7 separate regions of the Homo sapiens genome follow, and regions 1, 2, 3, 5, 6 and 7 are each linked to region 4. A link is a loop called in an ENCODE intact Hi-C map of the cell type or tissue named here. Cell type or tissue: heart right ventricle. All regions are shown on one strand. Region 1 has its middle 140 kb from the start of XXYLT1-AS1. Region 2 overlaps XXYLT1 (xyloside xylosyltransferase 1). Region 3 overlaps LOC105374292 (a long non-coding RNA gene). Region 4 holds the start of FAM43A (family with sequence similarity 43 member A). Region 5 overlaps LINC01968 (long intergenic non-protein coding RNA 1968). Region 6 has its middle 100 kb from the start of LINC01972. Region 7 has its middle 160 kb from the start of LINC01972.

Region 1 (4,000 bases), 270 kb before region 4:
CCTCCACTACTTTCTGTTCCTTCGTCAACGTTGACTCTTGCCTTGGACAGACCGAGCTGCTGACTGGCCCCTTCTCTCCACTCTCTGGCTAGAAGATGACTGAAGCCCCTCCGGGGATCTGCAAAACCTGCCAGACAGAGGGCCTGGAGTTAAGGTCAGCACACCCGAGGAAGGCTTGTGGTCTTGGTCAACCAGATGCAGGCTTAATCGGCTGTGAGAGGAGCCAGCTGGAGCACCTGGGGCCCAGGAGAGGAATGGTGGCTGTGGTAAAGGGAGCAGCTTGCTGTCTTCCATCCACACCTGGCCTATCAGGAGGGTCAGGTGAGGCTCTCCGCATCACCCGGTAGTAGGGACAATAACATGCCGGGTTGTTTCCAGGTGATGACAGGCAGAAGACTGGGACATCTGAGGAAAGCTGAGGATCCTTGGGGGTTGGAGTGAGGGAGAAGTGGCAGAAGAGGCCTGGAAGGACATCCTGGGAAGAGCAAGCTGCTCTGTGCTCCGAAGCCCTGTTCATCTGAGCTGGGACGGGCAGGCGGAGGTACAAAATGCAGAACACAAGGCGTGATGAAGTACCTTACTTTCCCCAGGGTTGCCGACGACATCTATGCTCCTTTGGGAGGTGGCGAGCGATCTGTTCCGAGAGGTGCTCGAGCAGAAGACAGAGCCTTTTGTCAAGGACGTGGCAGAAGAGATTTGAACATAGATTCAAACATTCTTAGGTAGTGATTGGACCAAGCGCCCTCGACTGCCTCTTTTTAGCTTAAGATTCTCTGATTTTATGTTAAAACAGACTTCATGAAAATGGGGAGGACTCTTGAAAGTGAGACCCTCTAATTCCCTCCCTGTGTCTGGGGGCGTGACTGTGTTTAAGACTTCCTCTTCCCACCAAACAGCTCTTTTCCTCTCCCCTTACTCCCTCCTTCAGTCCCCCCTGTCAAGGCCGGATGAGCCTAGAAGCCAGTGCGGCCCAGGACTCACTTTTGCCCGTTCCAAAGCCCTTGTCAGCTGGAGCAAGGCAATGGTGCAGCCTCTGGGCAAGCGTCTCAAACTTGGGGGCACAAACTCCGTGTTCAGCCTATTTCACTGCAGCAAACAATGGTTCTTCCGGCACCACACACCTTTGAAACTCCCCTTGTTTTGAGATATTCCCATATTCAATTTCCTTTATCTCAAAAACTGAAAACAGCAAAGTTTATTCATTGCCCATCCCAACATTTTTAATTTCAATACAATTTTTTTCTAAGAGATGGGGGTCTCACTATGTTGCCTAGGCTGGCCTCGAACCCCTGGGCTCAAGTGATCCTCCTACCTCAGCCTCCAGAGTATCTGGGACTACAGGCACATGCTACTGCACCTGGCTTTTAAATTTTCTACCTAGTTTTTTTCCTTATTAATTTCAGTTGGAACATTCAGCACCAGTCCCTGTTCTGCCTTACAATGCCCTGCAAATTAGCACACATCTCTTTTATTGATTCAGTAATTGGCATTTCCCAATAAAGTGGAGGCTTGTATGGAAAGATGGAGTCAAGATTCTTTTCTTTTGGAGACGGAGTCTCACTCTGTTGCCCAGGCTGGAGTGCAATGGCACGACCTCAGCTCACTGGAACCTCCGCCTCCTGGGTTCAAGCAATTCTCCTGCCTCAGCCTCCCGAGTAGCTGGGATTACAGGCGTGTGCCACCACGCCCAGCTAGTTTTTTTGTATTTTTAGTAGAGATGGGGTTTCACCATGTTAGCCAGGATGGTCTCGATCTCCTGACCTCGTGATCCACCCGCTTCGGCCTCCCAAAGTGACAGGATTACAGGCGTGAGCCACCTCGCCCGGCCGATGGAGTCAAGATTCTTAAGCCCCAAGAAAGCAATAAAAATAGGTGGTGGGTAGGGCAACAAAGGAGACCCAGTCCCAGGATTCTGTAAAATGAATCAGTTCCATCCGAGCTTCGGAAGTCAGTTATTTGTTGTTGTTGTTGTTTGTTTTTTGTTTTTGTTTTGTTTTTGTTTTTTTTTGAGACGGAGTCTCACTCTGTCGCCCAGGCTGGAGTGCGGTGGCGCGATCTCGGCTCACTGCAACCTCCGCCTCCCGGGTTCATGCCATTTTCCTGCCTCAGCTTCCCGAGTAGCTGGGACTACAGGTGCCCATCCCGACGCCTGGCTAATTTTTTGTATTTTTAGTAGAGACGGGGTTTCACTGTGTTAGCCACGATGGTCTCGATCTCCTGACCTCGTGATCCGCCCGCCTCGGCCTCCCAAAGTGCTGGGATTACAGGCATGAGCCCCCTTGCCCGGTCCTGAAGTAGGTTTAACGCAGTATCTGAGAGGGAGATGGGCACAGTTGGGGGAAGCATCTGCAACCCAGACCTTTTTTATTAGCAACAAACTGCCACCAGGGGCCCCAAGAATGTCATTGTTAAAATAACGAGGTCTGTAGAAAAAGGCCTGGGAGTGGCTGGTGGAAGTCAGAGCTGATAACTAATGGGGCGAGGCCTCAGAGAGAGGGAGTATGCACCAGCCCTGAGCAGAGCCCCAGAACCATTCCTGGGGCAGGGGGCGGATATAATCAGGAGAGTTGGGGCTTTGTATTTGACTCTAGAACCAGGGCTGAAAACCGTGGGCTTTGGCTACTTTGACCCATGGTGCTTCCCCAGCCATGCTGACCACTCTGCTACCACCTTATTTTAGGACGTTACCCTTTCTCCTCTAGACTGACAACACCCTCTGTGATGGTTAATACGACTCCAAGTTCTTCAGCTTTGGGACGCGGACTGGCTGTCTTTGCTCCTCAGCTTGCAGATGGCCTATGGTGGGACCCTGTGATCGTGTGAGTTAATACTTAATAAACTCTCCTTTATATATCTATCTATCCTATTAGTTCTGTCCCTCAAAAGAACCCTGACTAATACACCCTTCTAACTGGGCTCCTTGCCTCAGACTTCTTTGCAACCCTCCAACTCCCCAGTCACTATCCACACTGATCTGGTCTGAGCATTCCCAGACATCTATTCTTCCAATGTGTCCCATCTTCTTCCAGAAAACTCAGGAAATGTTCTTTCAATGAATGAATGAACAAATGAACAAACAAACAAAGAAGGTGGCAAGACCATCAAAGCACATAAAAGTGAGGGACTTGGGCCTCAGGCTTTAGGGAGCCACGAGGTCCTGTAAAGCCCTTAAGGACAAGGTCATAGCTCTTCGAAGCGTGGGCTGGAGGAAGAGGAGGCAGGACAGTGCTCCTGGGTGCCTGTCCCTTCCCATGGGATGAGAGGCAGAGTGCAGCCTCCGGCCTCTGGCACATCTGGTGTGAGATTCACAAGCTTCTTCCCTTGTGCAGCTCTCTGGGCTGTTCTGAGAATCATTTGGGACATTGTGTGTGATAGTGTCGTGAAAATCCAAGTCAAACAATCTTTGAGAGAGAGGAGAGAGAGAGAAAGAAAGAGAGAGAGAGGCTGAAGAGACTCCACCTGACACTCCACTTACACACACACTCACCTGGAGGCTGCACACTCCCACCAACCCCTGTGTGGCTTCTGTACGAGCAGGAAGCGTTTCTCAATCACACACATGAGAGCTGGGGTCATCTGGGGTTGCTGATAACAAAGCAGACAGGATCTGCTTCCCTTCAGCAAATACCACAGGCCAACTTGCATAGAGCCCTCCTCTTTAGAGGGTCTGGGGTGGGGCTCAGCATCTGGATGGTGGCTGAATCCAGGCTGGGATGTTTTGCCAGGAGAGGCCGAGCAAGTGCCAGAGAAAGGGAAAGGCTGGGCCGTCTCACGCAGCTAGGGCTTTCTGGGTCTTCCCCCAAAGCTCACTGAGGTCTGCTGGATAACACGCTTATTCCAGTGTCTACAGGTGACAGGATCCAGGCCAAGAGCCCCCAGAGCCAAGATAGAAGAGCCAAGGGCTTCTTGGACAGCTTTTCCCTATGTTTGCAGCGAACCTATTTCCATGTCATTATCGTATTATGTAAGCATAATAGCTTGTTCATCAAGATTTCCAAGG
Region 2 (4,000 bases), 470 kb before region 4:
CATGCGCCCCCTCTTTGGACCTCCCACAGCTGCTCTTCCATTTCAGGCTTCAGCACTGGCCCCTCCCTCTGTTTTTTGCCACCCGCATGTCTCTCTTGAGGGCAGGGTCCTGGTCAGCTTGGTGCCTGGCACAACACCTAGGATCCTGGTCAGGCTGGGCTGGGTGAAGGATAGGGGAATGACCTTCGCCAGTGCCTCCCTCCTGTGCTTCTAGCCCGGAGTCACCTGGAGGTGATGGAAGCAGCTCTTAGGTGCCAGGTGATTGTGACATTGAAGAATCTGGGCTCATCCTGTCTTTTAGGCAGTGGATTAAAAACACTGTGGTATCTGAGATCATTCAGCCGTTTCGCTCTGGTCAGCATCTTCACTTGACACACATCTGGGTTTGCAGAACGCACTGATAAAGGCCTGAGACCATAATGTTTTTTACTTCTCTCTTGTGTGGGTTATTTATCACCTGTGCTCCAAAGAGGAAACACCTGGATGCTTTGAGGGTTTTTTTTTTTTTTTTTTTTTTTTGAGATGGCGCCTTGCTCTGTTGCCCAGGCTGGAGTGCAGTGGCGCGATCTCAGCTCACTGCAACCTCTGCCTCCTGGGTTCAAGCAATTCTCCTGCCTCAGCCTACTGACTAGCTGGAATTACAGGCACCTGCCACCACGCCCAGCTAATTTTTGTATTTTTAGTAGAGACAGGGTTTCACAATGTTGGTCAGGCTGGTCTCAAACTCCTGACCTCGTGATCTACCCGCCTCGGCCTCCCAAAATGCTGGGATTACAGATGTGAGCCACTGTGCCCGGCCCGCTTTGAGTTTTATGTAGGGAAGCAGGGTGTCCACATAAGGTATCATCCAAATGAGATACTTTTGAGAGTGAAATGGTGCACGGTTAACAGTTACATCAGGACAGCAGGCCGACACTGGAGCGTGTGGTCGCCTAGTTTTAAGCAAAATGGATGTCTGCAGTTGGAAGAAAAGACACGGGTAGTCGTTTGTGAAGACTAATAGTGTGGAGGGGTTGCTGGTAGATGAAAGGCCTTTTGTTCCAGCGGTAACTGTGCATCATTCACTGACAACAGTAAGAGTCCAGTGCCCTTTTCTCTGCCCTCCACTTCATTTTCTGTCCGTGGCCGAGCCTCCCAGGAGGTGTACCTGTGTCTCATTGTCCTTTTCTCTTTCCCGCAGAGATCCTGCAGATCATTCAGCTGGACCTAGACCTGAAGTTTAAGACCAACATCCGGGAGTTGTTTGAGGAATTTGACAGTTTCCTGCCAGGCGCCATCATCGGCATAGCCCGGGAGATGCAGCCAGTTTACAGGTGCGTCATGACTGCAGGGGGGCCGCCTCCACGACCCCTCCCCACCCTTCACCCTCTCTCTTCTGCCAGCCGTGACAGATTGGGATTTAGTGGCGTCCGATCCTTCTGCACTTAGTATCTTGGGAACACATTGGTACTTATTGCTTACAGTTGATTGTATGGGCAGGTGGGTCTATCCCAAGCCGTAGGTGCTACCTCATTATTTTGTTGGAGTTTGTGGCCTTTTTCTTCTGAAAAGCCCAGTTGTTCTGGTTGTTGGATCTGGTTAAGCTCAGAATTTTAAAATCTTGGGCTTTGCCTTACGGAGGAAGATTTAACTTCCCTTCTACTGACCAGCTGGGCTTTCTTGGCCTGTGAGTCACCAGTGACCCCCATTCTCTATTAGCAGAGTGGGTGGATTGGTGGTCTTGTAGGGAGGGAAGACGTCAGAACACAGACTGGCATCAGTAGTCAGCACGAAGAAGCGCATTCCGCATGATGCTGCATTTGATTGTCAAGCCTGTGTCATGGAGAAACTCCAGGACTGAGAACCATTCTGGAATATTCACTGTAGCGTTATTTGTAGTAGCCAAAACTGAAAACGACTCAAATTTGCTACTTAGCAGAATGGATAAATAAAACGCATTCATTCAGTTGAGTGCTATACAGCAACAGCAAAAAAGGGAACGGCTCCATGCGACGAGAGCGAAACCAAACTGGAACCTTTAGGGATGCACATGTGCAGGTGCGGAGAATGGGAAAGGAGAAGGGGGGTGATGCTTCCCAAAGCCGGCGTGGCAGGCGGTGGGGGGCGTGGGGGTGGGTTGGCTCTGGAGAGCTGCAAGGTCTCAGTTCCCCACTTAGCTTAGCTTCATGTTTGCATGCACTTTTTTGTGTGTTCTTGTTCTACATCTTGTAATTAAAAAAAAAAAAAAGGAAAGGAACAGCTGAAGCGGGTTTTGATTACAATAAACCAGGCCTGTGGCCCTGGGCCTGGAGAGTTTCATGTTGCTGGCTGTTTCTCCAGCGGGTAGAGCGATAGCACACCCAGAGCAGAGCTGCCGAGTTTGTTCGGAAAGGGCTGGGATTTTGCTGTCCCGCAGGCATGCCCCGCTCTTTGTTCTCAGTGCACACCGTGATGCTGGCTCCCTGCCGACCTTCCTGGAGGGAGGCCCAGTCGTTGGAGAGCTGCAGAGTACAGGCAACTAGTGAGTCAAGAGCCTGTGTTTCCCCTCAGAAAGAGGGGGTGAAGAGGCAGCTTCAGCTCGGTTGTGGCTATTTGCATGACCCAGATCACATAACAGGAAATTCCTGCAAGGCCCCTAAATGAGCTGATAACTCCTTGGGCCGTGTGGACTTTTCTCCCTTATATAATCCTCTCACGTGTGGCCCCAGAGTCACTGGGTAGGCCTCTTCCTCTGAGGTCAGGGGTTGGCGACTTGAGAGGGTTTGGGCAGACACCTGCCATCTTAACTGTAGAAGACTCCCCACCTTCTTCCCTCCCCTTCATACCAGGAAGATCTGCTGGGGTCCTTGGTCCAACAGAGGGAGGTGATAGTGGTCGCAGCAGTGAATCCATATGGGTCCGTAGCACCCTCACTTCCTGCCTCTTCAGAAGAAAGAATTTGAGGGGCCTCAGGCAGAGTGAGAGACCAAGGCAAGTTTTAGAGCAGGAGAGAAAGTTTATTAAAAAGCTTTAGACCGGAATGAAAGGAAATAAAGTACACTTGGGAGAGGGCCAGTGGGTGACTTGGAGATCAAACGTGCTGTGTGACTTTTGACTTGGGGTTTTGTACATTGGCGTGGTTCTGGGGTTTGCGTTACTCCTCCCCCGGTTCTTCCCTGAGGGTGGCCTGCAAGCCCTTGGGAGGGAGCGCAGTGTGTTTACCGAGGTTGTGCACGCGCTCCCTGGAGAACTCAAATGAAGTAACAGTGGAAGTTTCTGTTGCGAGAGAGACCCTCATTAAAGAGCATTTCCCCTCCCTCCCTCTCTCCCTCCCTTAATCTTCATTCCTCTTTGTGTTTTCTTTACCAGATGGTTTGTTTCTGTGATTTATTTCCTGGTTTCTTCCCTTACCAGTCCAGCCTTCCTAGAGGAGGGTTTTGCCTCCTAGTGCACATGCCTCCTAGTGCCACCGTTTTGCCTCCTAGTGCACATGCTTGAGCCCACGTGCCCAACTCCTGAAATCTTACCAGGAAGCTGCTGGTCGTCAGTTCCAGGTTCTTTCTATCTACTGGGACCCTCCCTTTCCCTGGCGCTGGCTGCATCCAATTATCATTTTAGAGAGACGGTTGACAACTGCCTGACCATCAGCTGATGGTCGCCTGACATTCCTGGTGGTGGTGGAGCCCTCTCCTGCCCTGCTCATGTCTGACTAGCTACCTACTGTAACAATACAGGGAGCCTCAGAGTCCCAAGCCCTAGATACTAGTCCCAGCTCTGCCACCTTGGGGCCTTTGTTCCCCCACCTGAGAAGGAGAAGAGCTGAGCTCTAAGTCCCCGCTCCCCGGCTCTGGCATTGGGGGTTACAGCCCTTCGGACCCTCATTGTCCTCCCTCCGTCTGGAAGTTGCCTGTCTGCTGGTGAGCTCTTCAGGGATCGGGGAGAACTGACGTCATGGGGTGTTTAAACTGGGCTAAGTATTAAATGCAGTTACAGCGCCAATGCCTTCAAGGCCTGCTTTGGAATCTTCTCATGTGATATAAAT
Region 3 (4,000 bases), 98 kb before region 4:
TTCCTAATTTTGGTTATCTCAATTCATTCTTGAGAAGAAAACATTCAGAATGAATTAATCCTCAGGAAGAGCAGAGAGACTGCTAGCCTCTTGTCTCCCTGGGGCTTTGCAGAGAGGAGGTGCTTTCAACCTGAAGCGCCTCCAATTTTGGAATCGGGGCCATGGGACTGTGCAACCTGGAGCTGTGACTAGGGCAGCATCTCTGTGCCACTCCTCCCCACCCTCACCCCATCCCCACCTCCCATCTTAACATCCTGTGAGACCCCCAAGCCATAACCCAGAGGTCAATCATCATCACCCCTCCCTCTCCATTCCCACAGGTCCAATCCAGGACCAGTTCTGGCAGGGTACACCTGTCAGACTCTTCCAGAAGCTGCAGCCCTGCCCTAGGACCACCATGCCTCCCTAGGATTGCCCCACAACCTTCCCAAGGCCACCTCATACTGTTTACACCTCACAAGCACCTACTCCCTCTGCCCTCTTGCTTGCAGTACTGGTCACTCTCTGACCCTGCCCAGGCCCCCAGGCCCCCACCCTCTCTACTGCCGCCCCTCTGCCTGGCCTTTCACCTTGGAATTAATTCAACCGCAATCTCCTCCACTAGACTGCAGCCTTCATAAGAGCAGGAGACACAGCTGTCTTATTACCATTATATCCCCAGGGCCTAGCACAGCATCTGGCATATAGAAAGGGCTTAATAAACATTTGTTGGGTAGACAAATGAATGACTGAGTAACTGAATGAATGAGTTAGTAGTATTATGGCACAGTCTTTTAACATCTTGTACTTTTTGCCCCCTGCTTCTTTTTTTTTTTTTTTTTTTTGAGATGGAGTTTTGCTCTGTTGCCAGGCTGGAGTGCAATGGTGCCATCTCGGTTCACTGCAACCTCCGTCTCCCGGGTTCAAGCGATTCTCCTGCCTCAGCCTCCTGAGTAGCTGGGACTACAGTCATGCGCTACCATGTCTAGCTAATTTTTGTATTTTTAGTAGAGATGGGGTTTCACCATGTTGGCCAGGCTGGTCTCGATCTCTTGACCTTGTGATCCGCCCACGTCGGCCTCCCAAAGTGTTAGGATTACAGGCGTGAGCCATGGCGCCTGGCCTTGCCCCCTGCTTCTTTAACCCCAGTGAGCTTCTCCAGGGCCTTCAAGGATCGAGGCAGGGGCTGGCTGTGTGGCTTGGCCTGCTCTCCACCATGGGCCAGGTTCAGCCAACTGTCACTCCATCAGTTTCCCTATCTAACCCTTAGAATGCCCCATCAGCCTTCTACTCTCTTCCTTCCCTCTGCTCTCTGGTGAGGAGAAACAGTTTAATACATCCCCCTTCCTTGAATACAACTCTCCCCGCCCGACCCCTTCCTCAACACTGAGCCTCACCTCACACCCACATCTGCATGGCCCTGCCCAAATTTCCTGGGGCCACACTGGATTCTATTTATCTTCCTTCCTCGGGTCTGACCCTCATTGAGGCAGCTATGAGCTGTAATCTAAGGGATTAAGCATGTGGCTGAGAACTTTGGTAGCCAATGCCCTTGATCTATGTCTCCCTAATGGGCTGCTTCCCCAGAATGGCAGGTAATAAAAGTGCTTTTCATTGTTGTTCTCCAACACTTGGTATTTTCTCAGTTCTCTGCTACAGAGTCCAACTGCAATTGATTAAAACTTTAGACACACATAACAAGGTAATGTTCATGTTTATAGGAAGACTAAAGTGCTGAGATCAATATTGTTGTGCTAGGACCTAATCTCTGGACCTGCGTGTCCAGCCCATGGCTCTGTGGGACAGTCAGCACCCTGGTCACAGGCCCTCCTGAAGACACGCACCTCACAAATCTGAGTCTTGGGCTAAGGCCAGGATTATGTGTCCTATTTTCTGACAAAGACATAGGCGTGGTCACAGGCAGCAGAGCTTTGCAACCCTTAAACAACACAAAAAAACTTCTGCAATTTTCCTCCAAAGGAAAGGGAAACGATAAGAACACAAACAGTTGCTTCTCAAAACAGCCCTTAGTTATCTCAGTGAATTGGAAGTCATTGGTGTCAACATCATCAAAAAGCAGGCACTGAGTGCTCTTGGCAAATACTGCCCCCAAAAGACTCTCTCTAGGGGAATTTATGGAGCAAAGAAGGAACACCAATGTGTTAGGTTTTGCATACTTTTGACTTGTTCTAATTTTTACAATAAGAAGCGTGTTTTGTTTCTATAATTAAAAACAAATCATTTCCCTCTAAATGCTTTCCCCTTGAGGCATAGAATCAATGAACTGCAGGATCTCAAGGAGCCATAGAGCCCTCGGAGATCATCTAGCCCAACTCTCTCTTTGACAGAGGAGGAACCTGGGCTCACAAAAAAAAAAAAAAAAAAAAGGGACTCGTCCAAGATCACACAGCTCAAGGTCACACACCAGACAGAGGACTTTGGAATCCATTTTCCAGACACATTCATTTATGAAACTAATTGTTCCACAGCTAGTCCAATTGGAGCATGGGCTGCTACAGAAAGTGTGGCCTAAAATTTCCCCAAGAAAAAAGAAAGAAGCAATTACTGGTGTGCTAAAAAACTGAGTCTGACCATCCTGAACAGCGGCTTGTAAAAGCTCAATAACTGAGTGGGAAAATGCTGAGCCTCCTGGGATGAAAAAGCAATCTCTGCCTATGTGTCTACCGGTATTCCTATATTCCATCATCTGTGTATTGGGAGAGAGAAAAAAAGCATTTGAGTAAAAGAAACGGTATCACATGAACGAGGGTGGGGAAGGGTGGGAAGGGTGGGGGGTGGGCAGGTCAGGCAATTCTATGGCTTCTCCTTTCTCCAGCTCCAGGGAGAAAAGTCCAAGTTGCAAGAAGACAAGAGAGTGTGAAAGGAGACAGGCCCCCGGAGGCCCCTTGGAAACTGTGGAAGGAAGACACATGGCAACTCAAAGGGCTGGAGCATGATCTTCCCCTACAAGCCAGAGTAAATGAGGGAGACGAGGGAGTCCCTCTGGGGAGGTAAAGCACACACGTAATCACTCATGAGAAAGGCTGCATGAGCTCCATGAAGCCTGGACAACATCCCACTAATTTTTCCTATTGTTTGCTGGTGTCTAATGCTGGCTCCCCAAAAATCACCAAAGCAACCTGTTGATAAGAAACAACTGTATTTATTCTTACCTCAGCAAGGGAGAGTGCTACTTCCACTGAGTCTTAGGGGTGTCCAGGAAGGAGTCAGACAAAGTCAAGGAATGTATTGTATCGGGATTTTGAAGTCTGCTTGAAGGTGAGTCTTTAAATTGGGTGAGTTCCGGGTTAGCTTATCTGGGATTTTCTTGGGTTCCCCTTCCTGGTCCAAGATGGCACCCACGGCTGCAGGTGACATTCCCTCATACAAACGCACTCAGATATAGGAAAAAGCAAGTATTTGGTATTTTTTTTTATGAATGAAGGAAACATTCCCAGATGTCCTCCCAGGCTCCCCTTTCCATCTCATTGGCTAGGGTGAAGTCATATTCCCACGCCTCAGCCAATCACTCCAAAAAGAAAGGAATTCGCATAATTGGCCTAAACTCCTGAGGTAGATTCCAACTCTGATTCCATTTCTAAATTTCCAAGGTTCTTTCCAGTTCGAGAATCCTAAGTTTTGTAAGTAGCCACTCCTTTTTCAAAAAGCTGCTTTTCTGACTTATTTATAGCCCAGTTTTCCTATCCCACTCCCTGCCTTTGAGGCTGCAGTTTGCCCCTGGTGACACGTTTACCATGTGAACACTGCGAACACAGTCCCGATGAGCTGGGTACAGGCCCAGACAGTAAGGGCAGGCAGCTAATTGCAGTTTTACCCTCTCCCTCAGCTTCCCTACAAAAAAGAAATAAAAGGATGTTGGGAAGCAAAGTCTGAGCTGAGAAAATGTTGACTGCAGAGAGTATACTGTTTTGGATTCTCTATGAACCCCAGATCAGCATATACTTGATGGGCTGATCTCTCCAATCTGTCTAGGACTTCTGCAATAACCCGAAATAACCAG
Region 4 (4,000 bases):
TTTGGGTTTCTAGTTCATCTTTAAAGCTCCCTGAGCTGTTTGTAAAGGAAAAGATAAGGTAGTCTCCTTACGCTTGATTATTAGCATGGCCCACAGAAGGAGGTAGTAAAATCTCAGCAGATCTGGAAGTCACTCCTCCATAAATAACCTCACAGGTCTGGGAGTGCGATATGGAACTCACCGTGGCCTCTCCAAAAGACCAGAAAAAGATCACACAACTTAATTACTGAAAAATACAGGATAATACAAGAAAAGGCTGGTCCCAGACACAGCACCCAGAGTTGTGGAGGTCCAGGAAGGCCCCAGATGGCGCATAAAGTGGACCTTCCTTCCCTAATTCTCTCCAAGCACAGGAAAGGCCAAAGACTGTCTTATGACACCATCCCAGGGTCAGACACAGCCTCTCCCACCCCAACGCAGCAGTTCCAGACGCTCACCTGTTCTGTTAAATTTTCCTCTTTATTCTCTCCCCACTGGCGTGCAAACAGAACCAGAACAGTGCTACTTTTAAAAAATAACAAAATGTTTTATACACATTTCTGTATATACAACTGAACAACATTTTACATGTTTCTTTTGCACAGCAAAAGATATAAACATTCAGCTCTGAGAACACAGTTATGTACAGAAAAAAGTCAAAAATACTTCACAACAGTGCAAAAATATTTTACACAGTATCATGGAGTGAGATCTTTTGAGCAAGAGGAAGGGTGTGTGTGTTTCTAAAGGAAAACTCCTTTTTAAGATATTGGATGTCTTTAACTGTAAACAAAACGCGACTCTCTTTCATCTCCCCCCACCCCCCAAACAGTTATTTGAAGAATTTGGCAACATTTCAGGGGTCTGAGTCTGAGGTAAACAGCCAGAATTCTTGCACCAAAAAGAACCAAGGGCTAAAGGGTTGCATTAAAGCCTCAAACACCTTGAGAGCAAATTTTTTTTTTTTTTTAATGAGATGTCAGTGACAGCGCAGGGCCGCTCCCAGGGGGTGGGAGGAGGAAGTGAACCCCTCCTCCTCAGGCCCCAGCTGCCCCACAAACAGGAAACTGGCCAGGCACCTACGGCCTGAGACTAGGAACTTCAGCCAACCTTCCCTCACCCGCATCCCAGAGGGGTGCCTCTCTCTCCCTCCTGGCGGGGTTTTCCCCTCTCAAATCTCCCCGCATCCCCACGCGCAACAGAGCCAAAAGTGCTGGGGCGGGAGCGGGGGCCGGGAGGTAGGGGAAAGCGGTCGGGGGAACGCTGGACCTGGGCTCCAAGTGTAGGTCTGGGCCCCAAATGCCCCATTTCCCCCTTCCTGGGGGCGGGCAAGGGACAGGGAGGTTGTCGGGACCACGGATGGGTAGCCACGGTGGAGCGCCGGCGACGCGCGGAGGAGCTCAGCCCGAGTGGGGCTCGTCTGCACTGGCGCCGTCGGCCTGGCGGGACGAGTCCCCGGCGGTGGCGGAGGTGGCGTCAGGGCCCCCGCCCTCGATGGAGCTCTCGCTGCCCGTGCTGTCGCCTGACAGCAGGCGCGTCACCCGCAAGTCGGCCTGCAGGGTGCGCACGTCGTTGCCGAAGCTGAGCTCGCCCAGGTCGCTAATAAGTTGCGACAGCTCAGCCTTCATGTCGGAGGCGCTGCCCAGCAGCAGAGGCGGCGGCCCGGCCCCCGGGCCCAGGGAGCCCCCGCCGCCTCCTAGCGCCTCCCCACGGCCATTCTCCAGAGTATCCAACAAGTCCCCGCACTCAAAGTGCATGGCGACCACTAGCGCACGCTGCGCCTCGGCCTCCTCCTCTGCTGGATCTCCCTCTGCCGCACGGTTCTCCTCCTCCTCCGGGCAGCCCTCGGGTTGCTCCTCTTCCTCTTCCTCCTGCAGCTCCTGCTCCAGCTGTTCGCCGAGCAGGTCCTCGGTGATGGAGCCAAGCTTGGGCGCGCTGCGGCTGCGCTCCACCGGCGGTTTATAGCAGCAGGGTCCGTGTAGGAGCAGCTTGCGCAGCGGCACTAGCGGGATGGTGTGTGCGCCCACCAGCTCCTGCTGCTGGTGACGCGCGTCGTCCCGCCGCTTGAGGCGTTTAAATTCCGCCAGCGCGTTGGCCGACGTCTGGTAGAGCAGCAGGGCCATGGCCTGCGCCTTTTCGGGCTTGGACACCAGCACGGCGTGGCAGCGCAGCATCACGGCCTTGTGCTTCAGCTCGTGCCGGTACACCCAGGCGAAGACCTTGGGCAGCCGCGCGTCGGCCACGCAGTAGGTGACGCGGTGCAGCAGGTAGAGGTGGCCCGGGCGGCGCAGCGCGCGCTCCTCGGCGTGCACCATGCGGATACCCTGCGCACTCACCGTCAGCTTCATCTTGGTGCCCTGACGGCCCGCCTCGCTCTTGCTCCAGATCTTGCCCACAGCAAGGTCGGTGCAGCCGTCGCCGCGCGCCTGGATGGTGGTGGCATTGCCCAGGTAGAGCACGGTGTAAGTTGGGTCCTCGCTAGTGATGTGCAGCTTCTTGCGCTTGGAGCGGAACATGCTGCCCACCCGGCTAAGCGCGCCTTCGGGGCACGCCCGCGCCAGCGAGCTGAGCGCCGAGTAGTGCAGGCTCACAGCGTAGCCCTTGGGCTTGGACGCCTGCCGCGGCGGCGCCTCGGCCAGCAGCTCGAACTTGTGCTTCTTCCACGGCAGCATCTCCGGAGGGCGCCCCGGCGCAGCTGGGCGGCGGCGGCGGCGGAGCGCCGGGTGCGAGGCCCGCTGAGCCACCGGCCCCTGCCAGGCTCGGCCCGGGCAAGATCGAAGAATAAAACTACTGGGAGCGGCCCTGTGGTAGGGAGTTGGGGGGAGGGGAGCAGAGAGAGTGCTTAGGAACCCCGCAGGAGGTGCGGGTAAATTCTCTAAAAAAGAAAATATTCAGCTTCGAGTGTGCAAAAAAGGTTGGTGCGGGGGAGACACGCGCGCACACAGAATTACCCCAGCCTGGGCAAGGGCGAGAGCAAAGAGTCTCAGGCAAGCAACAAAATGCAAGGGAGAAAGAACGAGCGTAGAGTGGAAAATGTCAGGAAAAAAGCTAGAAGCGCGCGTGCAAATAAAGAGAGCCCCAGCAACAGCACCCGGGATGGTGCAAGAATATGCAGGAACTCCTCGGCGAACGTGAGGTGGGTCCCCTAACACACACAACCCTCAGGACTGGGGCCAAAACCCGCGGAAACTCTACAGCGAGTGTGCCTAGGGGCCGGTGCTCCCCACCTCCGAGGGGTGCTGGAGATGGAAAGCCCCCCGTTTGGGCTGGTCTCAAGTCAGCAGCTCGCCCAAAGTGCGGTCGGATGCTGGGTCCGGCTGGCCGCGGCGGGCCCCGCGCAGCAGTCCCGCGGGGACTCACTGCATCTTCGCTCCGCCGGACGCCGGGGACTCGCGCTCGGCCCGCTCAGTGTCCGGGCTGGCCTGGCCGAGACGGCGCTGGGCTCCGAGAACAGGGGACGGGCATGGCCGGGTCCGGGAACCGCCGCTACCTCATTTCTTCCCTCCGAGGCGGTGTCCAGCTCCGCTCCCGGGCTCTCCACGGTCTGCTGCCCGCCTTTGCAGTGCGCCCTCTCCGGTGCTGCGAGCGGCGTCCGGCTCGCCTGCCTCACATCCTTGCCGTCCGGGAGGAAGATCTCGGGTAAATATAGGCCGGCGCGAACCATTCGCCGCGCGGGGACAGGGGAGGAGCAGAGAAGAGGATCTGTTTTGGGCTCCGACTCCGGGCGGATTCCTGGTTTCTTAAAGGGACCGCGTGACAGCCATTGGTCGAGGGAGCGGGGAGACCGGTCCAATCCTCCAATTACATCCCAAATTTACCAGCATCTCTTTTGTCTATGGAAATCACTGGGACCTGGGGTTACCCCGCAGCAAAAAGATTTGAATCCTGACACTCCACCCCCCAGGCTGAATTGCCACTCACTGAATACATGTATGTCTAGATCGAAACTTCTGAGGGAGGTGGCAGAAGATGAGATTACAGATTATAATTTCCTGTACAAAAAGTTTGGGAAAATAGTGGT
Region 5 (4,000 bases), 52 kb before region 4:
GTGCAGGTCCCTTAAGTACCTGAAGTCACAGCCACTTAACTCCAGCTGGACACATCCAAGCTGGGCTCACCAGTGTCTCATTGACTGGTGATCATGCGTCAGCCCTGTCAGGCCACCAGCCTGCCTAAAAGTCAACTCTCAACATGGCGTTCCTTTGCCAAGGAACCACTTGTGGGCAACATGGATGTCCACCCCTGGGCGTGGACAGGATGTAGTGGGTGTACTTCAGTGGTACTACACAGCCCTTAGAAGTCATTGCCTGTACGCACACTTGGTAGTATGAATGAATCTTAAAATCCTAGTGCCAAATAAAAAAGCCAGCAGCAGAATAACATATACGAAATCCCAAATCATTTACATACATTAAAGCAAAATGCATCCTAAGAACTAGGCAGCAATATCACTTATATAAGAACATGCACAAACACAAAGAAGGATGGCAAATGTATTAGAAGCAAGCCATCCCGCTATGGATGGGGAAATGAGAATACATAAGCAAATCAAGAGAGGGAATGTGTAGGGACCAATGATGGTAATATGTCATGAACTGCAGGATCTGATTAACTTAATCCTCTAATTTTCTTCACCAGAAGTCAAAAAAAGCAGAGGGACGTGGGGAGGACACATACATCTCTGACCTTGTTTACTGGTTTGTTTGTTTTTTTGGAGACCGAGTCTCACTCTGTCGCCAGGCTGGAGTGCAGCGGCATGATCTGGGCTCACTGCAACCTCCGACTCCCTGGTTCAAGCTATTCTCCTGCCTCAGCCTCCCAAGTAGCTGGCATTACAGGCACGTGCCACCACGCCCAGCTAATTTTTTTTTTTGTATTTTTAGTGGAGACAGGGTTTCATCATGTTGGCCAGGATGGTCTCTATCTCCTGACCTCGTGATCCACCCACCTCTGCCTCCCAAAGTGCTGGGATTATAGACATGAGCCACCGTGCCTGGCTGGTTTATTTGTTTATAGAGACAGGGCTTGTCCTGTCATCCAGGATGGAGTGCTGTGGTGTAATCATAGTTCACTGTAACCTTGAATGCCTGGGCTCATGGGCTCAAGCCATCCTTCTGCCTCAGCCTCCCGAGTAACTGAGACTATAGGTGTATGCCACGGCACCAGGCTAATTTTTAAAAAAATTTTTTTAGAGATGGGGTCTTGCTTTGTTGCACAGGCTGGTCTCAAACTCCATCTTTAAGTGATTCTCTTGCCTCAGCCTCCCAAAGTGCTGGGATTGCAGGTGTGAGCCACGGTGCTCTGCCTGGCCTAGGTTTACATTTCCAACCTCAGCTCCCACTTCCTTGAGCCTCAAGCCAAACAGGATGACCTGTGACTCACACAACACTCCCGATTCTTCGCCTTTGATTATGCTGCCCTTCTATGGCCAAGTCTGCCCCACACTTCCAGGGCCAGCTCCGGTGCTGCCCCCTCCACAGGCTTCCTCCTGTCTTCCTGAACCACCTGCTACTTTCTCTGCCCCACACTGCAGGCACTGGTCAGCATGTTTCGCAGCATGTCCTTATTTGTAGGCAGAAGTGACCCCAGTGGAGCCTCTAGGGTGGGGCTGCTCTGTTCAGGGAGGCTGTACACAGGGGCTTTTTGTGTCTTTGGCCATCTGCGCTCCAGATCGCAAGGTATGTCTTCTAAGCACACCCTTCAAAGCACTTCCTCTGAAAGGAGCACTTTCTCTACACAGAGATGCAGTACTTTCCCAGGAGAGCCCATCCCGAAGAAGAGGCCCACAGACAGATGCTTGGTGAATGGACAACTAGCAAGAGGACATCCACAAGCCCTTCTATAGTTAAGCCCTAGGCTCTCTTCCCATGCCCAAGACATCTCTCTGGCATCCCCTTTCCTCCCTTCCTGCAAGACCCAAGACTCAGCCGGGCTGCCTCTTCCCTTGCAAACTACTTCCACCCTGAGCCTCCTCTAAAATGGAACCTGACTGTGGAAGCCATTCTCTTGTTATTTGGACAACCACTCCCCACAGTCCCCCTCAACAATAGGTACTTAATCGGAAGCCACCTAGAGTCCTACAAACATAAAGATCTGGGAATTGGAAACCTTAGGAAGTGGTGAAAGCTCCGTTCCCTGTCTTCAGTGTGTAGATAGTCAGTAACAAACATTTCTGAGCACCTGTTATATGCTAGGCACTGATTTTGACCCTGGAGACATGATGGCGAGTAAAGGAACGTGAGCCCTCCCCTCATGGGGCTGGCTGATAATCTACTTCCCAGGGTGCAACTCTCACCCACTCTCCAAAGACAAGAATGTGAATTTTGCCAAATTCAATTTTCATTCCCCTGGGGCCTGTGCAGTGCTGGCAACAGAGGGGAGCCACTGGCTGGAGACCAGCTGCCTCCCAGGGCCCTGCCAGGGCTGGCACAGAGGGCTGGTGTTTCTATTCCCAGGGCCTGGCTCCCAACCAGGATGGCATCTGCTCAGCATTTGGAGCCCAGCATACTCTAATTGTCCTGTGGCCTCGTGGCACTTTCAGCCTATCAACTGAGTTTTTCTTAAAAAGCAACTCCTGTGTTTATTGGTTTTCTGGCCCAGATTTAGGTCACTAGAATTTTCCTTAAGGATGGAAAAACTCAGAGAACCAGATCTGGATGACTCTCTCATGCCGGGATGTGAGTGGGAGGGACTGGTGACATACTAAGAGAAGCTGGCTTAATGCCCACACCTACCACTCACTGCCTCACTACTTTTCTGAATGGCACTGGTCCTTCCTGAGCCCTTGGACAAGAAGCTAGGGGCCCTCACCCCAGTGAGGTGGCATTGCTTTGCTGTGTGGGCATAACTGAATCCCTTCCCTCTCTGAGCTGACATCCTCTCAAGTGATTCCTAAACAGATGAAATCATGGATACAAAGGGACTTGTTAAGCTCTGTAAAAACATAAGGTCCTGTTGGGACTTTGTGTACTTCCCTCTCAATTTTGCTGTCAACCTATAGCTGCTTCTAAAAAGATAAAGTCTATTAAAATAACAAATTTTTAAAAAGTAAGGCCCTACGGCAAACCCTGGGAAAAGGGGCTCTAGGTTCTTATAAAAGCTTCACTTATTTCTATGCAGCCTTGCAAAGTATGGGAATTTCTCTGAGCCTCAGTTTCCCTGTTCTACTAATAAAATAATGGGTTTGTAAATACTGGGTTAATTGTAGAGTACTGCTCCTTTGTGAAGTCTTGTTATTATCTGCTACCTACTAAAAGAGACTGTTCTGAAGGTCAGCCAGCAAGTTCCAAGTTGGTGGAAATTTTGAAGCTCTTAAAGAACACTGGAAAGCCCTAGAGAAGGTATAAGTAAATGTTTCACAGGCACCTTAAATTCAGCATGTTCAAAACTGAGCAGCAGGAGGAGGAAGACAAGAAGGAGGAGAAAACAGAGGAGGAAGAGAAGAAGAAGACAGGAGGAGGAGAAGACAGAGCAGGAGGAGAAGGAAAGTGAGCAGAAAAAGCAGAACCAGAAGCAAAGGCCACAGAAGAGAGGAAGATGAAGGAAGAGGAAGAGGAGGAAGAAAAAAAGAAGGAAGGCGTAGCAACAGCAGCAGCCGCTGAGGCAGAGGCAGAAAAGAAGAAGTGGGCATGGAAGCAGCAGAAGCAGCAGGAAAGGCAGAAGGAGAAGTGGCAGAAACATGCAAAGCAGAAGTAGATGCTCAGAAAGCAGAAGCTGCACACACAGACACACACAGATGCAGAGGAAGAGCGAGAAACTGAGAAAGGAAGAGGAAGAGAAGTAGATGTTGTAACCCTGGAAGGAGAAACAAGAACAGCAAGAGAAGAAGCAGAAGGAGCAAAAATAGAAGCAGGAGCTGAAGAAGAAGAGCGGGGGGAGAAAAGGAAGGGGAGAAAGAAGAGGAGGGAAGAGAAAGGCAGGGTGGGGAGGGAAGAGGGAGACATAGTCACAGTGGAGGAAGGAGAAGCTGCGGCAGAAGGAGAAGCAGCAAAAGCAAAAGTCAGAGCAGAGAAATGGAAACAAGCCAAAGTAGCAGCAGCAGAACGAAG
Region 6 (4,000 bases), 180 kb before region 4:
CTCATCTCACTGCAACCTCCGCCTTCCAAGTTCAAGCAATTCACCTGCCTCAGGCTCCAGAGTAGCTGGGATTACAGATGCCCACCACCACACCTGGCTAATTTTTATATTTTTAGTAGAGATGGGGTTTCTCCATGTTGGCCAGGCTGGTCTCGACCTCCTGACCTCAAGTGATCCCCTGCCTCAGCCTCCCAAAGAGCTCGGATTACAGGCGTGAGCCACCACGCCCAGCCCCAGATGTGATTTTTTTTTTTTCTTGAGATAGGGTCTCACTCTGTTGCCCGGGCTACAGTGAAATGATGCAATCACAGCTCATGGCAGCCTCGACCTCCTGGGCTCAAGCAATCCTTTCACCTCAGCCTCCCGAGTAGCTGGGATCGAAAGCGCCACCACCACGCCCAGATAATTTTTTGTATTTTTAGTAGAGACAGGGTTTCACCATGTTGGCCAGGCTGGTCTTGAACTCCTGACCTCAAGTGACCCACCTGCCTTGGCCTCCCGATGTGTAGGGATTTCAGGCACGAGCTACCGCACCAGGCCAAATTTTCTTTTTAAATATCTGATTTTCATTTACCTTGCCCACTGTCCAAAAAATGACCTTCTTGATTCTCTTCTACTCTTCTTGCTTCTCCCTCCCCCACTCCCCACCAGCTGATTACACCACCCCAGTGTGTCCTTCTGCTGCCCCCTCCCTCAAAGATCCAATATTTGGCGGAGGCTAGTCTCTTGCATAGGCACGGAAATATAATTAAAAGTATGCTGAGGCCACCAGTGATTATCGAGATGACCTTAGACAGGCAGTGAACTTCTCAGTACTGGAGTTTCATCGTCTGGAAACTGCATGATAATAGTACCCATCTCTCGGGGGTGTAAGGAGTAAATGGGACAATAGAGTAAGAAGATAGTTCTGGCACCTAGTAAATGTTCGATAGAATGCTAACTGAGCTGTGGTTGCTGAGATTTTTTGGACTCCAAATATCTCCTGACCAGTTCATCAGCAAAGCCCATTAGAGATTCTGTCCTTGGATTTACTGAGGAATTACTCCTTGTTAAATTAAATACACTAACAGCCCTTTTTAGTTTGGTTTATTCATGTTTACCAGAAAACTAATCATACAGGAATGTGGCAAGAGCCCAGAGGGATTCTCTTTTTGTGTCTGTGGAATGGGAACCTCACCGGGCTGTTTCAGGGATCAAATTACACGTGGCCTGTGATTGTCAGAGGTAAAAGACAGAGCAGATTTAAGGGTTGCTGCTGCTTCCCTACTGGAAGGTGAGTGCCTGCCCTCTCTTCTCTCTCAGCTTCCCCTTCCCTCTTCCCACAGGACTCCAGCAGAAGAGGCAGGGAGCCTGGTATCAGAGTCCATGGCACGGGTGCGCGGGGCCAGGATTATTGGGGAGAACATTCTGGGGTACCTCTTCTTTCTCTGCCCGAGTCATCACCAAGGACAGTCAGGCATGGCTTGAGAAAGTAGAGCCCACTCTGGGCCCCACACCCTCTCCATCTTGCTCCATCCTTCCTTTCCCTTGTTCACAGCTTGCTCCCGCTGTCTCCCGTTTCTGTCTGTCAAGCTCAGAGTGGTGATGCAGAGCACAGGGCCTGGACAATGAGAGCCCTGTGTCCTCGCTCTCTGCCGCTCCCTCCTTCCCTGCCTGCCTTCCTCCCTCCTACACACAGTCATCCCACGTAATGGACACCCACTCCCTGCCAGGTGCCAGATGGGTGCCAGTGACATGCTGATGTCCTGGACAGATGTGATTCCACCCCCACACAGTTCAATCACCCGATATGAGCTGTGTGACCTTGGGTGAGTCCGTGGCTCTCTGTGTCTGCTTCCTTCTTTCCAGGCCTTTCTCTGACACTGAGGCCTTCTCTGGTCTGTGATTTGTGGTTAAGCCAACGCCTAAATGCCACAGAGGCGAGGCTGCAATTCTAGCTGCAGCCCAAGGACAATCAGATTCAATGCCTGTTCCTCCCACGTGACTGTAAAACACCACTTCCCCAAGCCTAATTTATTCATTTTCTATTTTAAAAACCATAACCAAAATCAAGCCCCAAATATTTGCCTAATGGCCATGTCATTGACTGGCCAAAGCATTGAGCTGCCCACCAGTCAGCAGCGGAACCGGCTCCTCCCTCACTGTGGAAACCAGCCCCACAGCAAAGTCTGACCTGCCCAGGCCCTGCCGGCCCCGCCCGGGACTAGAACAGTGAGTGGGGTGGCCCAGGGTTTCTCCCCGGGGCAGTGTCCTCAGCAGGAGCCCGGCGCTAAGCTGTCTGTCTTAGCAGAGTGAGACTGCCTTCTGCAGACGGCGTGCTCACACAGGCAGCCTCCCTGGCAGCATCCTGGCTGGCCTCCTGTGAGTCAGAACAACTGTGATCACTCCAGGAGGCCCATCTGGAACGGCTTAGGTGCTGGGAGGGGTCTTCTGGGCTGGTCTTGAACCTGTGTTTGCATAGCAAACACACTGCTTTCATTTATATTGTATGTTATAAATCAATACAAATAGCAATCTTCCATAAAATGCAGGTATTCATACTTTACACAAGAATGTGAGAACAGAGTGTCCCCATGGAAGATGATTACGCTGACACTGTGTTGGGTGCCTTGGGGTGGAGATTTGGGCAGTAATTCTAAAGGTCTCCCTCCTGAATGAGCCATCAGAAGCAGCCCCTGGGAGGGACCCTGTGTGGCACCACTCTGAGCTTTAGTTTCTTTATCTGGAAAACTGCAATCAAAGTCCCTGTTTGCACACAACTTTTTAGAATCAAATCAAACAAGCGAACAGGTATAAAGCTTTTCATGAGGTGTGAAGTTCTCATACACGAGGAGAGTGTCTTTGTTGTTTTTATTGCAATCTGGTTACCCAAAGGGAACCAACACGGTAAAGCAGGTTTGCCACAAATTCCTCTTGGAAGCTTCTTCCAGTTTCTCCCATTCCCCACCCTCTCCTGCGGAGTCTGAGGATGGTACCTGGCAGCCTGTGTGAGTTGACTCAGCAGCACACGCCCGCTCAGTTCATGACCTCAGATGTCCCTCAGAATCTGCTGCGCTAAATCCAGTTTGTTCCAACTCCTCTTTGGACAAGAATGTGAGTTTGCACTTGTGCCATGAATTAGGTGATAAAAGGGGGCTGGGCAGGACTGAGTCTTAGTATAGCTCTGGGCTATGATTCTGGCCACAGAGTTCAAGCTTCATTGTTCCCAGGAACCTAGGGGCTCAGGACTTCAGAAATCCTCAGCAATGGCTGCAGTGTCTGCAGTGACAGCCAGTGCACGTCCCTCGCCTGCAGCAACATGAAACACACACAGGCCTCGGCCTCCTCAGTCCTGTTCCTGATGCCCGGCTTACCTACCTGAGACCCGGTCCAGGAGTGTCTAAGGACACCCAGTGCTTCTGGGCTGGGCTGGGGCCTAGAGCGACTCCAGTCACCCCTTTCATTTTATAGGTGGAAACCAGATGCCCAGAATGAGAAGGGACTCACCTGGGTCACGGATGAGTTTGTGGTTGTGAGAATATTAACTGCCAGGCTCAGCTGGGTTAAATGGTGTCCTCGGAATTACCCGGTACCTGTGAATGTAGCCTTATTTGGACATAGGGTCTTTGCAGATGTCATTAACAAGTCAAGGTCGTACTGGATTACTGTAGGCTCTGAATTTAATGACTGGTGTCCTTGTAAGAAGGCCACGTGAAGACAGACACACTGAAGGTAGAAGGCTGTGTGACAACAGAGGCAAAGACTGCAGTGATGCAGCCGCAAGCCAAGGAATGCAGGGAACCAACGATCACCAGCAGCAGTGAGAGGCAAGGGAGGGTTCCTCCTTAGAGCCTTCCCAGGGAGCAGGGCCCGGCCACAACTCCAGACTTCTGGCCTCTAGAAGTGTGAGAGAAGGAATTTCTCTTGTTTTAAGCCACGCAGTTTGTGTACTTTGTTACGAGAACCCTGGGAACCGAATACACAGGCCAAGGCCCTCTCTGCTGTTTCCTGGAGCAGCAGT
Region 7 (4,000 bases), 240 kb before region 4:
ACATTTGGGCATATTCAGAGACGGGCTTGTAAAAGGTTAAAGTGAGTTTTTTAGAAGTTATCAATTTGCTTTTCTCCCTTTGGACATTCTCCAAATGACACTCTTTTTGGAAAAAAATTTAAATAGTCTGAAACTCCATGAAATACACTTTAAAGCTGTAGTGGGCAGTAAAAATGTGGCATCTGTTTAACTGATTGCAATTTCTACTGGAAGGATCTGTGAGCAGCATTTTTAAAAGCTTTTTCTTTGCCTTTGGTTTCTCTTTGTGTCCCATTTGAGTAATTTCCTCTGACATCCTTCTGTCCCTGGGCCTAGAAGCCTGGTAAATAAGCTGGCCCCAGAGAGATCCAGGAGCCAGCAATATCCTGGAAACCTTAGGCCACGAGGTTAAGCACAAAACCGCTCTCTTTCCAGGAAGGAATGATTGAATCAGAGTAACGACCTTGGCTTTCAATTAGTCCTTGTCCAGCTTTTCCCACTGTTTTCCTCTCTGCTGCCTGCCCACCATGCCCCAAGCTGTGGAGGAGCTGGACCTGCTCCAGCTCTCCTGACCCTGGGACGCTGCACAAGTGTATCCTGTCATTGGTGTGTGCCTCAAGACTTCATGGGCCTACAAAGCTGAGCTGAGTCAAGCTTCCTCCCCAACTCCGAGAAGAATGCCTGTCAGGAAGCTCAAATATTTAGAGAATGTGAAATACAGGATTTTAATGGAAGCATTTTTCACCTCCTCTAGAAAGAGGCTATAGAGTTAGTGGTTGGTCTGTCTGCAAATTATTCTTACTCACCCTAGTGTGCCTTCCTGATTTCAACACAACAAGCTCTTGGTGCTTTTGTCTACCACAAAGAGATTTTGGCTGCAGTGATTCTCTCCACAGGTGCAGTCCAGTGGCTGTTGAAATGCAGGCACGGCTGTTAGTAAAGGGACCTGCCTCTGGATGTTCTTCTGCAATTATGGTGCCAGCCATGCTACAGGAAGACGTCAGGCAGGATGTCGAAACGTATTTCTAGATACTGTGCCTGGACTTGAGACCATGATGTTAGCAGCAGGACAGGAGAAACTCTAGTGTCTCTTTTGCTACTTGGCTCCAACACAAGTGGATAAAGTTTTCAATAATATTTTACTTTAAATTGCCATCCTTTCCATGGGAAGTGCCAAACCCTCTCCAGTCAATGCAATAGAGATGTTGCCAAAAGTAAAATTACACAATTTTTGCTTTGTCTGGTATGGTCTGTTGGATGAGTTCTCTTCTTTGCTGAAATAGATACATATTTATACATATCATAATGAAGATGCTTGAGGCTGGGCGCACTGGCTCACACATGTATTTCCAGCACTTTGAAAGGCTGAGATGAGAGGATCACTTGAGCCCAGGAGTTCAAGACCAGCTTGGGCAACACAGTGAGGCCCTGTCTCTACAAAAAAAAAAAAAAAAAAAAAAATTATCTGGGTGTGGTGGCACACGGTCATAGTCCCAGCTACTCCTCAGGCTGAGATGGGAGGATTGTTTGGGCCTGGGACATGAAGACCTGGGTGACAGAGTGAGACTCTGTCTCAAAAGAAAAAAAAATGCTCAAATTAAACATTAAAATAATGAAGTTGAGAGCATAATTCACATCTCTGGGCTACTGAGCTCCAACTACTTCACTGCTTTGGAATTTAAAAAAAAATCCTTGTGTAGCAGTATTGGCTTTTCCAGATGAAATTGGGCTGTACAAACATACTTTGAGATTGTGTGATTTCACTTAAAATGTGTGTCCTGGCTCAGAGACTTCATACAAAATCCAGTAGGTTCAGAGAAACATAATCCTTACTCTTGGATCACTTTAGAAAAAAAGAGTTCAGCCTTATGTGAAGCCAGAACAAAAATTTTTTTAGAGCCAAAGCCTTCCGTGTGGTGTTTGAGCCCGACTATTACTTCGTTGAGTGGGAATAATGGCGGCGGAAGGGAGAAGCCACGTGACTAAAGCAAAGTTCACGGTGTGACCGCTAGGGGATGGATCCGAAAAGTTCACGGCGTGACCGCTAGGGGATGGATCCGAAAAGTTCACGGTGTGACCGCTAGGGGATGGATCTGAGTCACACGGCACCAAAGTATCTTCGCAGCAGCGACTCTGTACTGGCCTGCAGCAACCTCAATTCTTGCCTCCCTGGAAGAAAAAATTTGACTAAGGGACATAAGACAGAATGAGAGACCAAGGCAAGTTTTAGAGCAGAAGTGAAAGTGCATTCAAAAGCTTTGGGGCAGGAATGAAAGGAAGTACAGTACACTTGGAAGAGGTCCAGGAGGGTGACTTGAGAGATCAAGTGCACAGTTTGACCTTTGACTCGGGGTTTTATATGTTGGCACACTTCCGGGTGGTCGCAACCCATCTCCCCTGATGCTTCCCTTGGGGTGGGCTGCCCACAAACATAGTGGCTTGCCAGCACTTGGGAAGGCCGCATGCGCAGTGTTTACTGAGGTCGTGCGCATGCTCACTCGAGGCGTTTTTCCCTTCCCAGTCCAGCATTCCTAGAGGAAGGTCATATACCAGTTAAACTCTGCCATTGTTCCTCTTAGTGCGCATGCTTGAGCTCAGTTACCAAGCCCCTGCGATCTCACTGGGAAGCTGCTGATCGCCAGTTTCAGATGTTTCTATCGATTGGAAGACTGCCTTTCCCTAGTGCTGGCTGCGACCAATTATTATTAATATTTTAAAGAGACAGTTAACAATCACCTGATGGTCGCCTGACATTCCTGGTCGGGGGTGGGGGGCCCTTTCCTGCCCTGCTCATGTCTGACTACCTACAGTAACAAAGGTCCTTTGAGACTCATCCCCCTGCCTCATTCCCTGACTCCCCATCAGCACTTGCTGCTGCCTCTCCACTTGGGAGGAAGAAGGAGTGTGGAGAGACTGAGTAGGCAGGGACAAGTGGGCAGTGAGAATTTGAACATATCTCCTTCAGTGTGGGGTGTATGATTTGCAGATGAGGAATAGACCGATAACATTTCTTTGACTTTGAAAATGCCTTTGACCCCTTGCAACACAAAACTTGCTTTACTAGCTTGGAAGACACATATGACTACATCTGTTTGTAATGTTCAGACTAATCACTTTAACCACCCCCACAGCCAAACTCACAGGAAGTTGGTCCCTCTTGAGATATTCCACCTTGTTTATCTGAGAATTCTTGTGCTCTCTCAGTCTGAAGGGACTTGTTGTGGGCTGAAGAAGGGAAGAACCAAGGCTCCCCCTCAGTCTTTCTCATTAACTGATTGGGTTGGGGAATCTACACTTAGGGAGGTCTAAGTTCCTTTTGTTCTCTGACTCCACATCCAAATGCTGCTAGTGGCCCATGGGGAGCTTTGGAGGAGGGTCTACTTGGACTTCTTTCCTGCCAGATCGTCCCAGACTCAATCATCTCAGCCCATCAGAGATCTTCTAATAGTGGGAATCTTCAAAAGGAAGGAGTCAGTGTTGCTTGTGAACTCTTCTCTCAGGAGGCTTCTTGACCTCTGCAAGTTCACCAGTCTCTTCCCAGAAGAGGGCAGTGAGATGGAGGAGGGACATGCTTATACTTGGTTTGGAAAATCTTCATGCTTGTGAATGAATGTAGGTTTAACCTTTTCCCACTCCCAAGGAGAATTCTGTCCACAGTAGGACGGTCTCACAAGACACAGGAGAGCTATGATGTTTCGTTGTGTTATGCGATAGAGAGTTTGAGGCTGTGGCAAGTGCTAGAAAGGCGTAAAATTTAATCCTAAGAAGTTTACCTTGACTTCAGCTATCTGCTCCAAGTAGAGGAGATACCTGGTAGCAGTGACATTAGTTTCAGAGTCCGCTCGCCTAGGCATGTGTGACTAACTGACAGTATATAGAACCTAGTCTGTGACCAGTTTTCTTTTCCCCAAAATTTTATTTAAAAAATTTCAATCCTACAGAAAAATATCAAGAACAGCTCTATAATAGGCACTTATGATCTGCATACTTTTCTGTAAGTATGTGATACTTCAATAAAAAT

What was found. Peaks named below come from ENCODE experiments on the same cell type or tissue, not always from the same donor. Only the 100,000 strongest peaks of a DNase experiment are listed, where the experiment ranks them.
Region 1: a loop joins it to region 4, with 6 times the contacts of the local background. A loop is called at or near these places in 43 of 110 quality-filtered maps.
Region 2: it touches region 4 in a loop (4-fold over the local background); 9 of 110 quality-filtered maps call a loop at or near these places.
Region 3: a loop joins it to region 4, with 4 times the contacts of the local background. A loop is called at or near these places in 16 of 110 quality-filtered maps.
Region 5: it touches region 4 in a loop (2.2-fold over the local background); 21 of 110 quality-filtered maps call a loop at or near these places.
Region 6: it touches region 4 in a loop (4-fold over the local background); 40 of 110 quality-filtered maps call a loop at or near these places.
Region 7: a loop joins it to region 4, with 3 times the contacts of the local background. A loop is called at or near these places in 7 of 110 quality-filtered maps.

The regions. Positions count from the first base shown.
Region 1 is chr3:194,952,728-194,956,727 of GRCh38, reverse strand. No RefSeq gene overlaps it. Among named protein-coding and RNA genes, the nearest start is that of XXYLT1-AS1, 140 kb to the left of the region's middle. In heart right ventricle, a CTCF peak has its summit at 2,398 (motif pointing right); DNase peaks (open chromatin) are centred at 2,440 and 3,686; H3K27ac peaks cover 1,337 bases.
Region 2 is chr3:195,153,762-195,157,761 of GRCh38, reverse strand. XXYLT1 (xyloside xylosyltransferase 1) reads left to right here. Exons shown (of 4, transcript NM_152531.5): 3 at 1,181-1,313. Among named protein-coding and RNA genes, the nearest start is that of XXYLT1-AS2, 7.9 kb to the right of the region's middle. RefSeq lists enhancers at 2,341-2,480, 3,918-4,000. In heart right ventricle, no CTCF peak of the experiment used is centred here; a DNase peak (open chromatin) is centred at 2,441; H3K27ac peaks cover 3,478 bases.
Region 3 is chr3:194,783,461-194,787,460 of GRCh38, reverse strand. All of the region lies in intron 3 of LOC105374292 (a long non-coding RNA gene), which reads right to left. Among named protein-coding and RNA genes, the nearest start is that of LINC01972, 17 kb to the right of the region's middle. RefSeq lists an enhancer at 3,629-4,000. In heart right ventricle, CTCF peaks have their summits at 1,882 and 2,091; a DNase peak (open chromatin) is centred at 1,840; H3K27ac peaks cover 1,645 bases.
Region 4 is chr3:194,685,478-194,689,477 of GRCh38, reverse strand. FAM43A (family with sequence similarity 43 member A) reads right to left here and starts at 3,595. Exons shown (of 1, transcript NM_153690.5): 1 at 441-3,595. The coding sequence starts at 2,651. The coding sequence ends at 1,380. It overlaps LOC124909474, which reads left to right and starts at 2,569. Exons shown (of 3, transcript XM_047449428.1): 1 at 2,569-3,618. The coding sequence starts at 3,225. RefSeq lists silencers at 1,446-1,745, 2,576-2,765 and enhancers at 1,745-2,248, 2,249-2,754, 3,506-3,865. In heart right ventricle, CTCF peaks have their summits at 1,579 and 3,540; DNase peaks (open chromatin) are centred at 1,048, 1,547, 2,477, 3,627 and 1 weaker place; H3K4me3 peaks cover 4,000 bases; H3K27ac peaks cover 4,000 bases.
Region 5 is chr3:194,737,034-194,741,033 of GRCh38, reverse strand. All of the region lies in intron 1 of LINC01968 (long intergenic non-protein coding RNA 1968), which reads right to left. All of the region lies in intron 2 of LOC105374292 (a long non-coding RNA gene), which reads right to left. Among named protein-coding and RNA genes, the nearest start is that of LINC01972, 30 kb to the left of the region's middle. RefSeq lists an enhancer at 3,552-3,731. In heart right ventricle, no CTCF peak of the experiment used is centred here; a DNase peak (open chromatin) is centred at 2,403; H3K27ac peaks cover 1,181 bases.
Region 6 is chr3:194,869,954-194,873,953 of GRCh38, reverse strand. No RefSeq gene overlaps it. Among named protein-coding and RNA genes, the nearest start is that of LINC01972, 100 kb to the right of the region's middle. In heart right ventricle, a CTCF peak has its summit at 2,333; a DNase peak (open chromatin) is centred at 2,243; H3K27ac peaks cover 2,699 bases.
Region 7 is chr3:194,927,471-194,931,470 of GRCh38, reverse strand. No RefSeq gene overlaps it. Among named protein-coding and RNA genes, the nearest start is that of LINC01972, 160 kb to the right of the region's middle. In heart right ventricle, a CTCF peak has its summit at 2,014; DNase peaks (open chromatin) are centred at 268, 520 and 2,040; H3K27ac peaks cover 3,406 bases.